Linked DNA regions of Homo sapiens: region 2 is linked to region 1. The links are chromatin loops, found by intact Hi-C in ENCODE. Cell type or tissue: CD14-positive monocyte. All regions are shown on one strand. Links, peaks and the distances in the headings refer to the core of each region. The heading gives the core; the rest is flanking DNA.

Region 1 (8,336 bases), core at 167-8,166:
AAGTTCTTGAAGGAAATTGAAAGTACCACCCCTGTGAACACATAAGTGATAAGAAAGTGAAACAACTTTATTGCTGAGATGGAGAAAATTTTAGTGGTCTGGATAGAAAATTAAATCAGCTATAATATTTCCTTAAGCTAAAACCTAATCCAAAGCAAGGCTCTAACTCTCTTCAATTCTGTGGAAGGTAGAGAGGTGAAGAAGTTGCAGAAGAAACGTTGGAAGCTAGCAGAGGTTGGCTCATGAAGTTTAAGGAAAGAAGCCATCTCCATAAGATAGAAGTGCAAGGCTGGGCGCAGTGGCTCATGCTTGTAATCCCAGCACTTTGGGAGGCTGAGGCAGGTGGATCACGAGGTCAGGAGTTCGAGACCAGCCTTGCCAAAATAGTGAAACCCTGTCTCTACTAAAAATACAAAAATTAGCTAGGCATGGTGGCGAGCACCTGTAATCCCAGCTACTCAGGAGGCTGGGGCAGGAGAATCACTTGAACCTGGGAGGCGAAGGTTGCAATGAGCCAAAATCACACCACTGCACTCCAGCCTGGGTAACAGAGCTAGATTCCATCTCAAAAAAAAAAAAAAAAAAGATAAAAGTGCAGGTGAAGCAGCAGGTGCTGATGAAGAATCTGCAGCAAGTTCTCCAGAAGCTCTAGCTAAGATCACTGATGGAGGTGGCCACACTAAGCAATAGATTTTCAGTGTAGACGAAACAAACTTCAATTGGAAGAGGATAGCATCTAGGACTTTCACAGCTAGAGAGAAGTCAATGCCTGGCTTCAAAGCTTCAAAGACTGATTCTTTTGTTAGGGGCTAATGTAGCTGGTAACTATAAGTTGAAGCCAGTGCTCATTTGTCATTCTGAAAATCCTATGGCCCCTAAAAAGATGATGCTAAATCTACTCTGCCCATGCTCTATAGGTGGAACGACAAAGCCTGGTTGACAGCACATCTGTTTACAGCTTGGTTTACTGAAAATTTTAAGCCCACTGTTGAAACCTACTCCTCAGGGGAAAAAAATTCAAAATATTACTTCCCATTGACAATGTACCTGGTCACTCCAGAGCTCTGATGGAGATGTTCAAGGAGGTGAATGTTGCTTTCATGCCTGTTGACACAACGTCCATTCTGCAGCTCTTGGATCAAGGAGGAATTTTGACTTTCAAGTGTTATTATTTAAGAAATACATTTCTAAGTCTATAGCTGCTATAGATAGTGATTCCTCTGATAGATCTGGGCAAAGTAAATTGAAAACCTTCTGGAAAGAATTCATGATTTTAGATGCCATTACAAACATTCTTGCTTCATGGGAGGAGGTCAAAATATCAACATTAACGGGTTTGGAAGAAGTTGATTTCAGCCTTTATAGGTGACTTTGAGGGGTTTAAAGACTTCAGTGAAGGAAGTAACTGCTGACGTGATGGAAACGGCAAGAGAACTGTAATGATTAATGGAAGTGGAGCCTGCACATCTGACTGAATTTTCGCAATCTCATGATAAAACTTGAACACATAAGGACTCGTTCCTTATGGATGAGCAAAGAAAGTGGTTTCTTAAGGCCAGATGTGGTGGCTAACACCTGTAATCCCAGCACTTTGAGACGCTGAGGTGGTTGGATCACTGGAGGCCAGGAGTTCGAGACCAGCCTGGCCAACATGGCGAAACCCCATCTCTACTAAAAATACAAAAATTGTCGGGTATAGTGGTGCACAACTGTAATCCCAGCTACTCAGGAGGCTGAGGCAGGAGAGTGGCTTGAACCCAGGGTCAGAGGTAGCAGTGAGCTGGGGTGGCACCATTGCACTCCAGCCTGGGCGACAGAGCAAGACTCTGCCACAAAAAAAAAAAAAAAAAAAAGAAAGTATTTTATTGAGATGGAATCTACTCCTGGTGAAGATGTGAACATTGTTGAAATGACAACAAAGGATTCAGAGTATGACATAAACTTCGTTGATAAAGCAGTGGCAGGGTTTGAGAGGACTGACTCTAATTTTTAAAAAAGTTCAACTGTGGGTAAAATGCTATCAAACAGCATCTCATGCTACAGAGAAATCTTTTGTGAAAGGAGGAGTCAGTTGAAGCAGCAAACTTCGTAGCCTTATTTTAAGAAATTGGCACAGCCACCTCAACCTTCAGCGACCACCACCCTGATCAGTCAGCAGCCACTGAGGCAAGATCCTCTGTCAGCAAGAAGATTACAACTGTCTGAAGTCTCAGATGATCATTAGCTTTTTTGCCAGTAAAATATTTTTACATTAAGGTCTATAAATATTTTTAGACATAATGCTATTGCACATTCAATAGACTACAGAATAGTGCAAACATAAATTTTATATGCACTGGGAAAAAAATGTGTGACTCACTTTATTGTCATATTTGCTTTATTGTGGGGGCCTGGAACAGAATCTGCAATATCTCTGAGATATGTCTGTGGTTTTTTTTTTTTTTTTTTTTGAGAAGGAGTTTCGCTCTGTTGCTGAGGCTGGAGTGCAGTGGCATGATCTTGGCTCACTGCAACTTCTGCCTCCCAGGTTCAAGTGATTCTTCCGCTTCAGCCTCCTGAGTAACTGGGAATACAGGTGAGTGCCATCCCACCCAGCTAATTTTTATATTTTTAGTAGAGGTGGGGTTTTGTCATGTTGGCCAGGCTGGTCTCAAACTCCTGGCCTTAAGTGATCTTCCCGCCTCCGGCCTCCCAAAGTGCTGGGGATACGGGCAGTATGGAGTCTTTTCAGATTGGCTACTTTCACTCAGTGATGTGCACTTATCTTTCCTCCATGTCGTTTCATGGCTTGATAGCAATTTTTTTTTTAAGTGCTGAATAATATTCTATTGTCTGGATGTATTACATTTGTTTATCCATTCATCTACCAAAGGACATCTTGGTAGCTTCCATGTTTTGGCAATTATAAATAAAGCTGCTATAAACATTCATGTGCAGATTTTTGTATAGACATAAATTTTCAACTCTTTGGGTAAATACCAAGGAGTACAATTGCTGGATCATATGGTAAGATTATGTTTAGCTTTGTAAGAAGCTGCCAAACTGTCTTCCAAAGTGCCTGGACCATTTTGCATTTCCACCAACAATGAATGACAGTTCTTATTGCTGTACATCCTCACTGGCATTTGGTAGTGTTGTTGTTCTGAGTCTTGGCCGTTCTAATAAGTGTGTCATGGTATTTCATTGTCATGGTATTTCATGGTATTTCATGTGTATACTTGGCATTGCCCAGATGACATAAGATGTGCAGCATCTTTTCATGGTTTATCTATGATCTGTGTGTCTTCTTTGGTGAAATGTCTGTTAAGGTCTTTGGCCCATTTTAAAATTTCATTGTTTGTCTTCTTATTGAGTTTTAGGAGTTCTTTGTATATTTTAGATAATAGTTCTTTATCAGTTGTGTCTTTTGCAAATATTTTCTCTCAGTCTGTGGCTTATCTTCTCATTCTCTTGTTGTCTTTCATGCAGCCTCTGGAGTTTTTAACTTTCTGACTTGTCCACACATGAGCTTCCAGTCATGAATCAATTACACTTCAGGTGTAAAAAAATAATCTTTTTTTTTTTTTTTTGACATGGAGTTTTGCTCTTATTGCCCAGGCTGGAGTGCAATGGCGCGATCTTGGCTCCCTGCAACCTCTGCCTCCCGGGTTCAAGCGATTCTCCTGCCTCAGCCTCCTGAGTAGCTGGGATTACAGGCATGCGCCACGACGCCTGGCTAATTTTGTATTTTTAGTAGAGACGGGATTTCTCCATGTTGGTCAGGCTGGTGGCGAACTCCCAGGTGTGCCTACCCTGGCACCGGTTCCCACGGAGCTTTCTGCCCTGGTAAATTGTGATTCCGGATATTCGTCTGCTGGTCTCTCCAGGTTGGGGAGTAATGGTTTGCCCCATGACCTCTCTTGCCATAAGAATCTAAAAGAACTGTTTGGTTTTTAGTTTGGTTAGCCTTCTCCTTGTTGTTAGGATGAAGTGCTGACTCCCAAGCTTCGTGCTTGCTGGACTGGAAATTGGAAGTCTGCCTGCCAGTTTTAAGAACCTAAAAAGTGATGAACTGAAAATGTCAGGTAAAGGGATTTCTTTTCTTTTCTTTTCTTTTTTGTCATTTGGTTGGATTCTAAATATAAAATTTAGGCTTCTGGTAGAAGTTCTAAAGATGCCTGAAAGAGGATAGTTTTGACTGATATGTTTGTTGGCCACGCGTGGGAAAATGGTGTTAGTGAAAAGCACATGAATCCTGGTGCCAGCAGAAAGTGGGCATGAATTCTTCTTCCGTCAATACCCAGCTTTGTGCCCCCAGGCAAGTCACTTCACTTCTCTGAGCTTCCTTTTTTTAATCTTGGAACTAGGTATTGAGCCAGTAACCGGAAGTTGTGGTGAGGGTTAGAGGAAATTTGTATATAGAGCATTACAGAAGGCATATTCCCCGTTAGTGCATACATGATAAAAAAGAAACATCACAGAACATTATAGAAGTAAAATATTTTCTTTCCTTAAGTATGGAAAGAAACTGATGGAGTGTTTACTTAATTCTACAAGGATAAAAGAAACTATTCAAGGTTAACACAATGCAGACTGAACTGAAGAGCGTTATGTGGAAAGCAAATTTGAATAACGGAGAAAACACAACTCATTCTCACAGCTGTTGAAAGTCTCTGGGCACATTGGGTAAAGGCTAAGAGGTTAAGCTTTCCCCCTTGGAGCCTTGTGGTCATTGGGAAGATTCTCCTTTGAGGGAATCATTCTGTAACATAGTAATTGGGTAGTAAGAGAGAATTGTCTTGCTAAGAGCAGTAAAGTAAGTGGCCGAGTAGCAAATCTTCATCAGTTATCAGGTGCATCTCTTAAAAAGGCCTATGTAATACTCAGCAACAGGATCACGCTATTGTGTTTGGGAGAATAAACTTATTTCAAGCACAAAGATTCCTCCTTCCTCTTTTAAAATCTCTACTTTCTGTGCTCCTCCCCACTTTGAGGGAAGTGATACACTAAAATTAAGTGATGGCTTATTATCATGGTTAACCAGTCTGTCTTGAATTTGCAGCCTGAGCTGACCAGCGCTTATCCTCATGTGACCTTGGGTGAATTAATGGACATCTCTGAACCTCCATTTTCTCCTGTGTAAAATAGCAGCTGCAGCAAAAATGAAATATCAATAATCTCTGAAAAGAATTTAGCTCAGTGTTTGGTGAAGATTGCCTCTCCTGAAGTCTAGAAAAGGGCTGGTTTGGTATGTATTCAAAATCTAAATGTTCTTTTGAAACAGCAACTGAGAAACACTGTATTGAAATTAAAGTGGCAGTTTAGAAGAAGTTTAAAAAGCTGAGAAAGTATGGATTTTGCGATGATCAGGGGTAATCTCGCCACCTGCAAGAGAAAACAAACATCCTGCTATGTTTTTTGCTTTGCTGTAATCACTTCGACATCTAGCCCGTAAGTGAACAAAGATGGGAAAAGATTGGCAAGGATCAAAATAGAATTGGAGAAGAGTTTCAAGAAGAGGTCAATGGAGGGGGACAGCTTATCAGTTCTGGATGGAACCTGGTCATGAACACATATGGAGAAGACTGACAGGTGAATGCACAAGCAGCTCTTGCAGTTGTTCAGGCTCACATGAAGCCCTGGACAATGCTGTGCTGCTGTGGCTGCACCTGCTACCAGCCTTGACACTGCATGTTCTCTATAGAAATGCTACTGCTCTTGAAGGGGTAAAACTGGTTCTTGGGAAGACATGAGAAAATCTCACTTTAGAAAATATTAATATAGGCCGGGCACGGTGGCTCATGCCTGTAATCCCAGCACTTTGGGAGGCCGAGGCGGGCAGATCACTTGAGGTCAGGAGTTCTAGACCAGCCTGGCCAACATGGTGAAACCCCATCTCTACCAAAAATACATGTATAAAAAATTAGCCGGGTATGGTGGTGCATGCCTATAATCCCAGCTACTCGGGAGGCTGAGGCAGGAGAATCACTTGAACCCAGGAAGCGAAAGTTGCAGTGAGCTGAGATCACGCCACTGCACTCCAGCCTGGGTGACAAGACTCCATCTCAAAAAAAAAAAAAAAAATCTATCTATCTATCTATCTATCTATCTATCTATCTATCTATCTATCTGCCAGGTACAGTGGCTCACGCCTGTAATCCCAGCACTTTGGGAGGCCGAGGCAGGTGGATCACCTGAGGTCAGCAGTTCAAGACCAGCCTGGCCAACATGGTGAAACCCCGACTCTACTAAAAATACAAAAAAATTAGCCAGGCGTGGTGGTGGGCACCTGTAATCCCAGCTACTCGGGAGGCTGAGGCAGGAGAATTGCTTGAACCCAGGAGGCGGAGGTTGCAGTGAGCCGAGATCGCACCATTGCACTTGAGTCTGGGTGACAAGAGCAAAACTCCGTCTCAAAAAAAAAAAAATAATATACGTAATACACAATATATGTACCATACAAAAACAGATAACAGTATACATGTGGTATTGAAGTATCATGGGGGACAATTGAAAAAAAAAGTCTAAAAGGCTCTCCGGAGGATTACAGGTGAAAACAGCTCTGAGAAGCACTAACTCACACCACTAGAACGGGGCAGACGGAACATGGCAGAAGGGCAGGGGCCCGATACAGGACCTCAAGGAAGAAAGGAACTTGGGAGGACAGGGAGGTGGCGGTGGGCCTTGGGAATAGGGATTTTGTGAGTTTGGCAAGTGGGAGATTCCCCTTGAGGTAGCAACGCAACCCTCTTGCTTCTTCCTCCTCTCAGTTTGGAAGGCTGTGCCACGTGGCAAGAAGAGAATAAACATCTTGGGAATTCTGGCTGTGCTGTACATTTGCTGTGTGGCCTTCGGCAAGCTACTGACTTCTCTGAACTCAGGATCTACAAACTGAGGATAAGCAACAGGAGAATCTCTGTGAAGTACTTTAAAAACAGGAGATGTTTGGTAAATGTGCAGTCACGTTCATGACTCTTCAAATTTCTTTTGAAATTTCTGAAAATGCCTGGTGCGGTGGCTCATGCCTGTAACCCCAGCACTTTGGGAGGCTGAGGCGGGTAGATCATGAGGTCAGGAGTTCAAGACCAGCACGGCCAAGATGGTGAAACCCCGTCTCTACTAAAAATACAAAAAAATTAGCTGGGCGTGGTGGTGCGTGCCTGTAATCCCAGCTACTCAGGAGGCTGAGGCAGAGAATTGCTTGAACCTGGGAGGCAGAGGTTGCTGTGAGCCCAGATCGCACCACTGCACTCCAGCCTGGGCGACAGAGTGAAATCCGTCTCAAAAAATAAAAAAAATTAAAAAAAAGAAATTTCTGAAAATACGTATATGGGGGATTAATTGCACATGTGGTGTTGTACATCCATTATTCTATTTAATCCTTACACCAGCCCTATGAAGTGTCTATGATTAGTGTTATTGCCCTTTTACTAATAATAAACTCAAGCTCTGGAGGGTTAAGTGTAAGTGGTTCAAGCTCATATAGTGCCAGAGAGTAAAGATGTAAATTCCCCCACCCCATCAGCAGAGAGCCCCGTGCTCGTTACCACCATATTATTCGTGAACATTTCACATCAGCTGGGACTTTTTGCCCAGGAAATTACACATCTGTGCACAATTTTGCATACCATTGCAGAAGACTGAGTCTATCCCAAACTCCTTGTTCTAAAGTAGAAGTTTCAACAAGGGACTGTAACTTCCTCCTGAAACACAGTTTGGGAATTGGTAGAGGTGCTTTGGATGAACACATCAGTGTAGTACTAACATGTGCTGGCATACACAGCAGGGATGATGGGTTGGATGTATTTTTTGAAATGTATTTTTAAATTTACATACAGTAAAATTCACTCTTTTTGGCGTACAGCACAATAAGTTTTGACACAGTATAGTAATTTGTTTGTTTTTTGAGAGACGGAGTCTTGCTCTGTTGCCCAGACTGGAGTGCAGTGGCACGATTGCAGTTTACTCCAACCTCTGCCTCCCAGGTTCAAGCAATTCTCGCGTCTCAGCCTCCCGAGTAGCTGGGACTATAGGTGCGTGCCACCACGTCTGGCTAATTTTTGTATTTTTAGTAGAGACAAGGTTTCACCTTGTTGGCCAGGCTGGTCTCGAACTCCTGACCTCAAGTTATCCTCTTGCCTTGGCCTCCCAAAGTGCTGGGATTACAGATGTGAGCCATAGCACCCGGCCTAAATCTTTTCCCCGTTAAAAAAATGGGTAATTTCTTTTTCTTTTCTTTTTCTTTTTTTTGAAACGGAGTTTTGCTCTTGTTGCCCAGGCTGGAGTGCAATGGCACAATCTCGGCTCACTGCAACCTCCGTCTCCTGGATTCAAGCGATTCTCCTGCCTCAGCCTCC
Region 2 (8,336 bases), core at 143-8,142, 75 kb after region 1:
ACTAGCCAGTGGGAAAAATGTGTTCATTTTCTTCAGTTGTTCAAAACTACTTTGAACAGAATATAGTTTACCTGCCTATAATGGAAAACCCAGATACCAGCAGCTTAGGCAAGATTTATGTTTCTCATTTACTGCATAATCTAGAGGTAGATAGCTAGAGGCAGAGGTATAATCCAGAGGTACCTACCTAGAGCTGGGTAGCTGCCTACCTCTACTCTACCCCGTCTCTACTAAAAATACAAAAATTAGCCAGGCATGTGCCTGTAATCTCAGCTACTCTGGAGTCTGAGGTGGGAGAATCGCTTGAACCCCTGGAGGCGGAGGTTGCAGTGAGCCGAGATCGCGCCACTGCACTCCAGCCTGGGCGACAGAGCGAGACTCCGTCTCAAAAAAAAAAAAAAAGAAAAAAAAAGAAAAAAGAAAGAAAGAAAGAAGGGCGACTCAATTAGACCCAATTGGGGTAAGCATCACGTAGACTTTACCATTTCAAAGAATCTTTAAAACACGGAAAGTAGTAGTTGATGTGGTGTGGATTTTAAGGCCAGATTTTTTGACCCTTCTTTGATCGTCACCTAGTCTTCCAGGTAGCAGATGGTCACATCGTCTTCCAGGGAGAAGGGCAGGAGGAATCACTGATGTCTGCACTCCTACGTGCAACCCCACCTCCACCTTTAAGGAGCTTTTGGGGAAGCCTCAATCAATGATTCTGACATCTCATTGGCCAGAGGTCTGTTAAATGGCCACCCCTAGTTGCAAAGGAGGCTGGGAAATGTAGTTTTAATCCCCCGCGACCCCTCCCCTTCGCCCTCACACACCAAGTTGAAATCACGTTATTAATACTAAGAAGGGAGACTCAGCTGGGCGCCGTGGCTCACTCCTGTAATCCCAGCATTTTGGGAGGCCGAGGCAGGCGGGTCACCTGAGGTCAGGAGTTCAAGACCAGCCTGGCCAACATGGTGAAACCCCATCTCTACTATAACTACAAAAATTAGCTGGGCATGTGCCTGTAATCTCAGCTACTCAGGAGGCTGAGGGAGGGGAAGAATCGCTTGAACCCGGGAGGCGGAGGTTGCAGTGAGCCAAGACCACACCACTGCACTCCAGTCTGGGCAACAGAGTGAGACTCTGTCTCTAAATAAATAAATAAAGAAGGGAGACCCAATTAGGGGTAAGCGTCATAAGTCTAAAGTAAAGTAGACTTTACCATTTCAAAGAATCTTTAAAGCATGGAAATTTGTATCTAGTTTTACAAAAATCATCCTAACTCAGTAGTTTATAGGAGCAACTTTTATTTGTAACTACCATGGAGCAAAATAATCATTATGTATAATAATTATATATGTCGAGGAGACAGTTAAGGGGTGTGTGTGTGTGTGCTCTAAGAATGTAAACCTCATTCTTACTGGCTGAGCTTAACTGCACTGCTCCTTGGGATTTTAAATAAATTAGCTGTGTCTTTGTCCGTCAGCAACTCAGTCTCCCTCTATTAGCATCTGTGCTGAGTAGTGCACTCCTGAGAACTAAATGAAGAGCTTCAGTAGTAGTTTCGTAAACCTGAAATGCAGTGTCTAGAGCAAGTTCAACTTCATTAGCGATTTGAAGAGAGATTTATCGAGCCAAAGGGAAGACCTCTCTGAACGGAGTTTGTCTGCCTTGATTTAAGTAACGAAAACAACCATGGCATTTGAGTGGTGGTTAGGTTCAGGTCTGAAACAATTTCTTTGTGAGTCAACTGTTATTAGCGGTGGAAGAAAGGATGGGGATGAAGGGAAGGGCCGGGAGTAGAGACTATGGCGGGGCATAGGGGCTGATCACACAGGGTCTTGCGGGCACATTAACAGACTGAATTTTGGCCTTTGGTTCGGTGGTTGGAAACTCTTTTAGGGCCAGGCAGTAACATCCGTGCATGAGGCTGGCCAGGGTACAGAAATAGAGAAAGGAGAAAAACTGCAGGGCTGTAAAGCATGTGACTCCCCAAAGCAATGGTCACTACCTGGCTCTAGAGGACTGATTCCATGGGAGACTAAAGACCTACCGCTACAAGCCAGTTAGATTTTTTTTTTTTTTTTTTTTTTTTTGAGACGGAGTCTCGATCTTGTCACTCAGGCTGGAGTGCAGTGGCGCAATCTTATATCACTGCAACCTCTGCCGCCCAGGTTCAAGCGATTCTCCTGCCTCAGCCTCCTGAGTAGCTGGGATTACAGGTGCCTGCCACCATGCCTGGCTAATTTTTGTATTTTTAGTAGAGGCAGGGTTTCACCATATTGGCCAGGCTGGTCTCGAACTCCTGACCTTGTGATCCGCCCGCCTCAGCCTCCCAAAGTACTGGGATTACAGGTGTGAGCCATCGCGGCTAGGGCAAGTTAGATTTATCAGGAAAAGCCCAGTATCTAAATACTTGTATGAAATCTGACGTCATAATGTTGGATCAAATTTTATAATGGGTCAAGTGCTGAACAAAGGTGGCCACAGTTAGCAACTGTTTGATGGGCAACATGGCGTTAGCAAGGCACTCTGAGCAGGGAAGACACGGATGCTTTCCCTTTCTCCTCCTCCTCTCTGCCTCCACCTCTTCCTTCTCCCCTCCCTGCCTCCTCTGACATGAGGTTCTCTCCAGCGGCCGTGGCAAGGATGCTTTTGAATGGAGTGGAGGGTAGCACAAGGCAGGTAGGGTAGGCATTGCCTAATGGCAGGAAAGCCAGTTAGGATGTTCTGGTCACAGTCAGGATTTGATTTGTTGAGAGTTGGAATTAAGGCAATGACAGGACAGAACGATGGGCTGAATTCTGGAATGATTTCTCAGTCACTCACGGGAGTGGTGTCTGACTGGATAAGGCACAGGTGGGTGTTAGGAAAGGGAGAATTTGAGGAAGAGAGTGATTTTGTTTGAGGTCGAAGTCACCATCTGGGATCTTGGCAGCTGAACCTACTCCACAGGGGTGTTTTGTTGAACACAAGGGATTAAAATTTCTTTTGAATTGATTTTCATTTCTTAAGAAAATGCGAGCACTTATATTTAAAGCTAGATTTCCACCTCCTTTTGGAGAAAAAGAAATCTGAGAGTATTAGGCATAGATTCCAATAAAGCAACAACAGCTGGAGCTGGGGGGTGGGGTCGGGGCTTGGGTATTGGGGGAGGTACACGGATTCCCTAGTATTTCTTTGCCCCACCTGCCTTCGGTAAGTATTTGAGTCTGTGACCCCTGAGGGAACCGGTTGTGCAAGTCATAGGAATATACGAGATCATTCAGGCACAACAAGGAGAATTCCAGGCAACAATCACATTTCAGGACAGATAGAAAAGGAGAAGATTGCAAAAGGGATTTAGAAGCTTGGGCTGGGAGAGCGGGCAAGCAACAGGAAGGCAAAGTGGAATAAAAGATAGAAGTGGGGAACCTGCTGTACGAGGCTACTGAAGAGCCGAGTAGCATGGGGTTGAAATGGGTTGTTGATGTAAATGTGCCGCGTTGTGGTGGTGGTGGAGAGGTTGTCGGAGCCTATTAATGTTAAAAGGAAAAGTGCGCACTCAATCAGCCTGCAGGTGCAATTCTTTACCTGCCCTAGAGAAATGAAATTCTCATGGGTGCACAGGGAGAAGTGGTAAAGGGTGCCCTTTGTTGTATTATTATTTGTTTCAGTGAAGAACTAGAAACAACCTAAACGTGCATCAGGAGTTCAAGACCAGCCCGGCCAAGAGACCAGCCTCGCCAACATGGTGAAACCCCATCTCTACTAAACATACAAAAATTAGCCGGGCGTGGTGGCGGGCACCTGTAATCCCAGCTACTCAGGAGGCTGAGGCAGGAGAATTGCTTGGACCCCAGAGGCAGAGGTTGCAGTGAACCGAGATCGTGCCACTGCACTCCAGACTGGGTGACAGAGCAAGACTCCATCTCAAAAAACAAACAAACAAAACCAAAAAGAAACGCCCCCTCACACAAAAAAGTGGAGTTATAGGAAAATATAGCGTTATAGATGGCCTGTGCTGCGGCTTCCTCTCCCTCTCCTCCTCCCTCCTCTTCCCCCTCTCATTTCCACCCCCACTTCTTTAGAAACAGGATCTGAAGAAAACGCATCACATATACAACACTAGATACCCTTGATGTTCCTGAGATTGGGAATAAGTGGTTAAAAGTGAATTTAGGCCAGGGGCAGTGGCTCATGCCTGTAATCTCAGCACTTTGGGAGGCCGAGGTAGGAGGATCACTTGACGTCAGGAGTTTGAGACCAGCCTGACCAATATGGTAAAACCCCATCTCTACTAAAAATACAAAAATTAGCCAGGCATGGTGGCACATGCCTGTAGTCCCAGCTACTTGGGAGGCCAAGACAGGAGAATCACTTGAACCCGGGAGGTGGAGGTTGCAGTGAGCCAAGATTGTGCCACTGCACTCCAGTCTGGGCGACAGAGCGTGACTCCATCTCAGAAAAAATAAAAAAATAAAAAAAAAATGAATTTAATGTTTACCTTTATCTTTAAATTGTTGATTATCATTTTAACTAAGAAAGTGCTGTTGTGTATCACTTGTGCAATTAGAAATTAAAGCATAGCACAATGGATTTCGTGTTTTGCAAGGGCTGTTTCAGCAGTTATGGGAGTGGAAAATAGATTACAACATTCTGAGAAGTAAATGGGAGGTAAAGAGGCAGAAATTGAAATTAAGGGGAAGTGAAACATAGGGCTACAGGATGGGGGAAGACAGTCAAGGGAAACTTCTGTGTTGGTTTGCTTTTAACTGGAGTGACCCAAAAGCTCACTAAAAGGGCATGTTGGCTTCTCCTCAGAGGGCGTTGCTGCTACGGTACAGCAATGGAATTTGTTTCTGAGCTGAGATCACTCCCGTAATTTACATCCCAACTCTTCTGATACAGAAAAGCCTAGAAGGAAGTTGGTGTGAAATAAAAATAGTTTGATTGGTAGAATCAAATTATAATCTCTGTATAAAGGCTAAACATTTGCATGGGGGAAATGTTGCTTGAAATAGGATACAAAGGAATGTCCACCAATAGAGAAATTATTAAATGTTATAATAACCTGTAGGGTAGACTATTAGGTAGTTATTAAAAATCATGTTTTTCAAGTTTTAGAAAAATTTTAAAACATGGGAAAATGCTGGTAATACAATGTTTAATTTTAAAAGTGCATGCTATGAAACTTTATGCAGTTGAGTGCTTACAAAATAGTATTTCTGCATAAAGAAAAAAAGAAGGAAAAGTGGTTAAAATGTTAACAGTGGTTCTCTCTGGGTGATGAGGAAATTGGTGATTTTATTTTTCATGCATTTCTGTTGACACAACAATTTTCCGTCAAAAACATCATTGCTTTTATAATTCCCCAAAGGAACTGTTTTTAAAACTGTAGTTTGAAAATCATTTAGGAGGGAAGACAGCCAAGGAAGGGTTCCTGTTTGACAAGCAATCAGGCAAGCAGGCCGTAAGCAGCCTGGGCTTGGATTTTGGAGTTTTTTTTCTCCCACCTTTTCCCCAGATATCAAATGTCAGGCCTCCACACCATTAAAAGGACCTAGAACCATCAACTTCTCCAAGACTGGGTAACAAAAGTCAACTCTTTCCTGCTCCTAACTCAAGGGGGTGTTGTGTGTTCTTAACTTTATAAGAGAAACACAGAACTCTAGGGAGCTATAGACACAAGCTAGCAACAAAGATGTGGCCCCTGTCTCCTCAGGCTGACCTGAACAAGTTGTGTGATTCGCTGAGAGAAGGACTCTGCCCGCCTCCCTCATACTGACCCCGCTGCTTTCCCCAACATGGCAGGAGGCGATGCAGCCTCGTGATTAAGTCTGCAAACTGGGAATCACACACTCCCATTTGGAATCTTTGCTTTTTTGCTTAACAGCTCTGTGGCTTCTGGCAAATTCTGTAACTTCTTTACACCTCAGTTTTCTCATGTGTAGAAAGGAGATGAAGAACCCCACCTCACTGGGTTCCTCTGAAGATTAAATGGAATAACTCCATAGAGGAGAACATGCAACAGTTACTGAATCAATGATTTCATTCTCAGGTTCTCTAATTTTATTTTCTTTTCATCCTGCCTTATGGCCATAATTCAGGTGATAAAATAAGAAAGGACATGGCTGGCTGTGGTGGCTCTTGCCTGTAATCCCAGAACTTTAGGAGGCCAAGATGAGAAGATTCCTTGAGGCCAGGAGTTCAAGACCAGCCTGAGCAACATAGCTCAAAACATTCTCTACAAAAAAATGAAAAGATTGCTGGGCATGGTGGCATGTGCCTGTAGTCTCAATTACTTAGCAGTCTGAGGCAGAAGGATCTCTTGAGCTCAGGAGTTTGAGGCTGCAGTGAGCCATGACTACGCCACTGCACACCAGCCTGGGTGACAGACCAAGGCCCTGTCTCTTAAAATAAATAAATAAATAAATAATAAAAAAAAGGATAAAGAAAAGAGAGTTTGAGGAGAAAGATTCTCTCTCTCTCTCTTTTTTTTTTTTTTTGAGATGGAGTCTCTCTCTGTTGCCCAGGCTGGAGTGGCAGTGGCATGACCTCAGCCCACCTCAACCTCTGCCTCCCGGGTTCAAGCAATTCTGCCTCAGCCTCCCGAGTAGCTGGGATTACAGGTGCCTGCCACCACGCCTGGCTAATTTTTGTATTTTTAGTAGACAGAGCGTTTCGCCATGTTGGCCAGGCTGGTCTTGAACTTCTGACCTCAGGTGATCCACTCGCCTCGGCCTCCCAAAGTGCTGGGATTACAGGCGTGAGCCACCATGCCCAACCCACTGTGGCTTTCTAAAGCCAGACTTAGAGTTAACCAGATCTGCTGAGATCTTTCCTTACTTACACCTACTAAAGGTGAATTTATTGTTCTTTTGTTAATGAATACATCAAAATACTCGTATCTTTTATTAATCTCAGATAAAAGATCACTAGAGTATTGGAGGAATCGTTTCTAATACAACTTTTTCAGAAGAGGGGAAAGCAGCTTTTCAAAATGAAAATGAGGTCACTATTTCGTTCACGTGACTGTCATCTTGTGAAGTTCATTTTATTACAACCTGATCTTATAAAAAGAATCTCATTTTGGTTTAACTTTTTTAGGCTACCTAACAGATAACTTAAAAGTTTAGCTGAGAGTATTTATTTCCAAATTCCACAGTTGTCTTAAGAAATTTTAGAAAAAAAGGCAAAACACTGTGTACAAAACAGTTCAATGTGGTGTTATCTAAAATAGTGTGGTTTGTAGTAATTCCACGTATAATAGTACAGCAAAAGAAAAATGACTTATTCAAGGCTTGTTACACTGACACCATGAGATATCTTGTAGCCATAAAATTGTAATCGTGTTGTTTATGAGGAAAAAGAAACCAAAGCGAAATATATCTGATATAATTTTACATACACAAAGCATAAAACAAAATAGTTTGCACTGAACTGGGGAGTCAGCCAGCGAGCATTTAATTGAGTGCCTACTATATGCCAGCTACTTTCATAAGTATGAAATGGTCAATGTAAAAAATATTTGCAAGGACTGTGTAAAATTAAGATTGTGCCGGGGAATGGGATTATCATGGTTGTTTTTCCGTTCTCTCCTCTAACGTTTAAAAATACGTTGTGGTTTCATAATAAAGAAAAATACATGTCTGAAACAGCGTCATAATAAACGTTGCAGATGCTGATTTTGTGCTAACTTGATGCCAGGCACTGCTCTGAGCAGTGTGTGTCTGTATCTGATTTACTTCCATGATGATGGTATTATCACCATAGAACAACGCCATTATTACCATAATAGCACCACGCCCATTTTATAGTGAAGAAACTGAGACAGGATGTTCTAGCTCAGTGTCTTAGCTTGAACAAGCTCTCCCACTTAGCTCAGTGGGAATCCATGTTCTTAACCAAGACTTCCAGCATATCACACAGGGGTCTGCAATACAGTTATGCATGTGGCAGCTCCTATAGTATTTTCTCGACATTTGGCCTTTGGAGTGGCTCCCTCCCATTATACTGGGGTGTTCTGTGTTTTTCTGATTTATCACTCCCCTAAATCTTTACTCATAGGCAATACTCAATCAGGCATTGAATAAATCAATCAATTCCCCTCTCATAAAAGAGGCCAGGGATAATGTTGTTCACTTTCTTTTCTTTTAGAAGTGTCTGTCAGCTCCCTGAGATTTTCATAGAATTTTTTTTTCCTACATGCCCCACCACTGCCAGTTTCAACAGACAAGGCTAACTCAGTTCACTAGACAAGCAAACACTTCAACTGAGAAGGCAGTGATAAACACAGGAAGTTATTTCACCCTGGGAATATTCCGGAAACCAACTTTGAATAATTGCTTCATGTTCAGTTGGACACAAGTTCA

Evidence for each region. A loop is a pair of places that touch in the nucleus more often than their neighbours do. Peaks named below come from ENCODE experiments on the same cell type or tissue, not always from the same donor. Only the 100,000 strongest peaks of a DNase experiment are listed, where the experiment ranks them.
Region 2: a loop joins it to region 1, with 2.6 times the contacts of the local background. A loop is called at or near these places in 10 of 110 quality-filtered maps.

Annotation. Positions count from the first base shown.
Region 1 is chr20:53,842,982-53,851,317 of GRCh38, forward strand. LOC124904934 (a long non-coding RNA gene) reads left to right here and starts at 2,502. Exons shown (of 4, transcript XR_007067664.1): 1 at 2,502-2,575; 2 at 5,042-5,227; 3 at 6,750-6,927. RefSeq lists a silencer at 4,333-4,392. In CD14-positive monocyte, for the core only: no CTCF peak of the experiment used is centred there; DNase peaks (open chromatin) are centred at 1,450, 4,340, 4,950 and 7,570; H3K4me3 peaks cover 1,969 bases; H3K27ac peaks cover 2,341 bases.
Region 2 is chr20:53,918,424-53,926,759 of GRCh38, forward strand. All of the region lies in intron 1 of BCAS1-AS1 (BCAS1 antisense RNA 1), which reads left to right. Among named protein-coding and RNA genes, the nearest start is that of BCAS1-AS1, 7.1 kb to the left of the region's middle. In CD14-positive monocyte, for the core only: no CTCF peak of the experiment used is centred there; a DNase peak (open chromatin) is centred at 4,668; H3K4me3 peaks cover 2,483 bases; H3K27ac peaks cover 5,662 bases.